Linked DNA regions of Homo sapiens: region 2 is linked to region 1. A link is an interaction called in ENCODE POLR2A ChIA-PET data of the cell type or tissue named here. Cell type or tissue: MCF 10A. All regions are shown on one strand.

The links. ChIA-PET counts read pairs that join two places held together with the same protein. Peaks named below come from ENCODE experiments on the same cell type or tissue, not always from the same donor. Only the 100,000 strongest peaks of a DNase experiment are listed, where the experiment ranks them.
Region 2: POLR2A ChIA-PET joins it to region 1 with 15 read pairs; 4 of 35 experiments call an interaction of 5 or more read pairs at or near these places.

The regions. Positions count from the first base shown.
Region 1 is chr4:151,539,547-151,542,046 of GRCh38, reverse strand. The region is part of intron 3 of FHIP1A (FHF complex subunit HOOK interacting protein 1A); the gene reads right to left. Among named protein-coding and RNA genes, the nearest start is that of FHIP1A, 130 kb to the right of the region's middle. In MCF 10A, no CTCF peak of the experiment used is centred here; DNase peaks (open chromatin) are centred at 486 and 1,126.
Region 2 is chr4:151,483,718-151,486,217 of GRCh38, reverse strand. All of the region lies in intron 3 of FHIP1A (FHF complex subunit HOOK interacting protein 1A), which reads right to left. Among named protein-coding and RNA genes, the nearest start is that of FHIP1A, 76 kb to the right of the region's middle. RefSeq lists enhancers at 1-196, 197-896, 996-1,651, 1,652-2,308. In MCF 10A, no CTCF peak of the experiment used is centred here; a DNase peak (open chromatin) is centred at 1,297.

The DNA of each region.
Region 1 (2,500 bases):
AAAGGAGAGGCCAGGCTCCTCCCCACTGCAAATGGTGTGAACTTCCCAAGGCTCCAACCCATCCTCCCAGTGCACAGGCCAGTCAGAGATTCTCCAGGGACCCCTTTTTACTTGGCTGTCTCAATTGTACTCTGCATAAGCAATGCTTGATGACCGAAAAGGCGTACTGTAGTAAGTGACAAAAGTGTAATTAGCAAGGAATCATGGAGCATGAACATCTATTGTGTAAAGGAGCAACTATTTACAAAATCAAGATAAAAGAACCCACTAATGGCTACTACCGACAGAGCCCAGGTCTGATAACATCTCCCAGCATAAAGGCACACTGATTTACCCCTTGTTTTAAAGAAGCAGCCAGAGCTTGCCAACAAAAATATGTGATTGATCTAATTAGCTCACTGAACTGAGGAAAACAGTGTGCCAAAATCATGTGTACTCACAGATTACTCCTTCCAGGACAAAGCAGTGTTGCATAAAAGCCTATCCTTCAACTTAAACGTCACACTCATTAAAAGGGACGAAACCCAGCAGTACTTGGCATGCAGGAGCTTAATGAATATTATTGGATGTTGATGACACAGACATGAGTCTCAAAAGAATGAGCTCTCGTGATGGAAAAGAGAAAGAAACATAAAGGACTGTAAAAATGTATATGCAGTGGCTAAACTCCAATTACCAGCTCAGGCCAGGCAATTTTACTCCATTATGCCTGCATTAACATTCCCACTCTCAACTTAATGCTTTATTAACCTAACTGATAATGTCCCTCTTCACTCAGGGTTATTAGCAAATACAAGTCTGTTGAGACTGGCAAACCAGTTCATTCATTCAACAAATATTCCTGGGTACTTACCATCACAGGTAATAAACAATGATCTCTAGTCTTTTTGTTACTAATGCAAGAGAGGGTCTAAAAACTAGTGTAGCATATCTTAAAAAAAGTCCTTAATGGGAAGAGATGAACACCCTAGAGAAAAGTAACAACACTAGCTTCATCAAGTAGTCTGCTGATGACTCACTGGTTAGCTTTAGGAGGTACGTACATACTCAAAAAGCACGAGGATATTATTCTACTGTGTCTCACTCATGGACTGGAGCCAAAGTCAAGATAAGGAAAATTTTTATGTAGTTGTTTATCCAAGTTGTCTTGTCTGTTCTACCTTCAACATCACTGCCTCGGGGGAACATTGGACCAGGAAGCCATAGAAGCTCATGCTCCTGGAGCCCTGAGAAGTCTGGGAATAACCTAAGCAGCAAAGCAGCTGCCTGACTCAGGAGAGCAAAACACACCCAGAAAATACAATGGGAGCAGAACAAAGATTTGGCCATATAAGCTGACTGTTAATATTTTTTATTTTCTAAACTTATTTTTACCACTAGGATTTTATATAAGAAACTCTTTATCAGTTCATGTCTGAAGTAAGGATAGTTTATTATACCCAATTTTACTGCTGTAGAGTATTCTGAACACCTTTGAGCTTAAAAATGAATCACTTTATATTGAATAAGCACCACTTAATGAGAAATTTTTCACAGGAAGATAAAATGTCGATTTTACCATTTTATGAAATGTATACTTACTTATATTTAAGTATTTGAAAAGCTAAAACTAGGTAGAACTAAGGTATAAAGTGAAAGGATCAAACTTAAAAAAATATATGAGGTATTTCTGGATAGTCCGCTTTTGAAAGCACTGTTTTCTGTAAAAAGAGATCCTCTTCCCAAGTTGGCTGCAGGCTAGTCTTGGTCAACTACTCTATTTTATTAGCAATATAGCTCTGTGGGATGGAACTACAGAAACTCTATTGCAACTGGGATGATGGTTTGTAGATTAAGAGAAAATACCATTTAAGGTACATAATCATTTTAAAAAATGACACATATGTTCCTATCTTAAATATTTAATCATGAAACTTAAAAAAGCAAATTTATTTGCCAGCATTTTCACATAGGCCAAGGCTATTTCTTTAAGTACAGGTCTGCTGATTGAAGGTCAAAGTTGTCTTTCTTGCATAAACCTAACTTCCCATTTAGGTTACTTGAAGTTGAGAAGAACCTCAGTATGAATCAATTCAGTGCAGAATCCTTCCATATTTTAAACATCTTTGCCAATCATTTAGAGTTCTCTCTTCCACATCCAATTTGACACCAATATCTTATGGCAAGTTGCCTTTAGTCTTTCCAATTAATTCAACTTCATCAAAATAAACAATTTCCTTTTCACACACATATTTCATCAGTATACTTGTTATTTAATGAAACTATGTAATTACTGTAACAATGCACACAACTCAGCAGTGGGAGGAAATGTTTGGAACCTTGAGCACACATGGGAAATAGCCTACCAGACAGGGCACTCAGCAGGGAGTGGGCATGAGAGTCAATGTACTTTCCAGAGAGAATGGAAAGCACTGGTAAACCAGGGAACCACATAGATTGGTTAAGAGAACGTCCACTGTATTTTTTTTTTTTTTTTTTTTTTTTAGACAGAGTCTCCCTC
Region 2 (2,500 bases), 56 kb after region 1:
AGTCTCTGGCCTGTTAGGAACCAAGCCACCAAGCAGGAGGTAAGCAGTGGGTGAGCTTTACTTCCTGAGCTCCACCTCCTGTTAGATCAGCAGTGGCATTAGATTCTCATAGAAGCGCAAACCTTATCGTGAAATGCACATGTGAGGGATCTAGGTTGCACACTCCTTATGAGAATCTAACTAACGCCTGATGATCTCAGATGGAACAGTTTCATTCTCAAGCCACGCCATCCCCGTCATCCATGGAAAAATTGTCTTCCACAAAACCAGTCCTTGGTGCCAAAAGGTTGGAGACTGCTGACCTAGAGGGCTTGTTAAATATAAACCTCAGCCAGGCACAGTGGCCCACGCCTGTAATCCCCACACTTTGGGAGGCTAAGGCGGGCAGATTGCTTGAACTCAGGAGTTCAAGAAGGTGGGGCAACATGGTGAAACCCGTCTCTACAAAAAATAAAAAAATTAGCCAGGCATGGTGGCAGGTGCCTGTCATACCAGCTACTCAGGAAGCTGAGGTGGGAGGATTGTTTGAGCCCGGGAGGTCAAAGCTTCAGTGAGCCAAGAATGTGCCACTGCACTCTAGTCTGGGCAACCAGAGTGAGGATTTGTCTCAAAAAAAAAAAAAAAAACTCTGAGCTCCACCCTCTGGGCTTCTGATTCAGTCCAAGAATTTACATTTCCAACAAGTTCCCAGGTGAAGTTTGCACTGTTCATCTGGGGACCGCACTTTGAGAACCTCTAGTCTAGACTAGAGTTGTTAGAGACTTTTCTCTGAGTACATCAGTTCAGTGTGGCACTATACACTTAAAGACCAAGACAAGGGTATTTCAGAAATGATGTTAAAAATGAAATGGAAAACACGACCAAACATAAATTATACATATTTATTTTAAGCCATTCTGGTCAATTAGAACAGACAAAAAAAAAAAAAAAAAAAACTGGAAAAGATCCAAACTATGCTCGAAAGAAATTATAAGGGTCATAGAATATGTGAAGAGACCAAAATGGATGAATTAATTAAAAAGACTAAATTTACAAAAGAAGGCACAGATTATAATTTAAAAATTGATAAAATTATGAAAAGATATGTGCAAAATGAACAAATTTCAGATTTACAGCATTATGTAGGTGGTTTGATTATTTGACCCTAACAAGTCACTTTTTAGGTATATTTTTGTGTTATTTACTAAAACAGTTTTGGGGCTAGATTTTTATTCAAAACCACTTTTGAAAATGGCTTCCCACTGGCTCCCCACACAAAGCCAGGGAAGCCACAGAGAAACATTCCTCACTCACCACCCCAATTCTGCATGACTCAGACATTCCTGGCATTACATTAGAAAGGAGAGCCTTCTAATGCTGCCATAACTGCTCTTCTTTTCTCATGTAGACGACTTTTAACCCTGAAATAGCATATTCAAATATACAATTATCTCAACAGCTCAGAATATCTGTAATTGCCTCTATCCACCTGCTATTTGTCTCACTGTTCTGAGAACACAACCAAATTTCATAACAGATGAATTCTACTGACAGCCTCTCCTGAGGACTATCATACACATTTTGCATCATACTGTCTTCAAGCTTTCAGAGTCCATCTTCAAACCCATTTTCCACTTGGGTGGTCCTTGTTATGCTACCTTTAGTATCCACCATCATTTCCTCGGAAGAAACCAATACACCCAAGTGTTACATCCTTTCATTATCCAAGTCAGTCCTACAACCACCTAAGCTACTCCCTCTACCTTCTTAGTATCCTTGCCAGGCCTTCCCTTTTACATATATTTGTTTTTGTACTCTTCACACCCCACTCCCAAAGTCTCCTGCACAACTCAAAATAACCTCACGTCTAAGGCAACAATATTTGGTTTCTGACCTTTTCCAAACCAGTATAAATATCATTCTATCACTCATGCTGCTTTCTAGAGCTAAGAGGCAAGAACATGTTCCAAACAACTTCTGCTCTACAGACAGGTGAATGGTTGTAAACGACTATAGGTTATCCCCAGGATTCATGAGTGGCTAATTCTTTATCATAAGAATGTTCATTCTGCTAAGGACCTTGAAATTAAAGCTCCCTAAAACATCAGAGGAGCTCTCATTGGTTGGAGTTAACTGGGAAAAGCCCTGTAACAGAGGATACACACACACATTCCAAACTTAAGACCAAAACTCAGAGTTCATCAGAGTCAAATCCCGAATTTAAGAAGTCATTACCCAACAAATGCTAACATAAAACTTAAACACAGGCTCAATGCCTATTAACAATTATTAAATCTTAGTCTAAAATGAGCTCCAAATTTATGCAATACCACTTTGTTCCTGAAATACCTTAATTAGAAACAGAACTTCATAAGAAGTCCTACGTGGACATAAAACTGCTATTTATGATTATCAGCTTTTCTGTTCCGTATCTTAAACTGTCTCTAAAATGATAGACTTGGAAGACTAGGGGGAAGGGAAGGTTAGGGAGAGATTTCTTAAAGGATACAAAATTACAGCT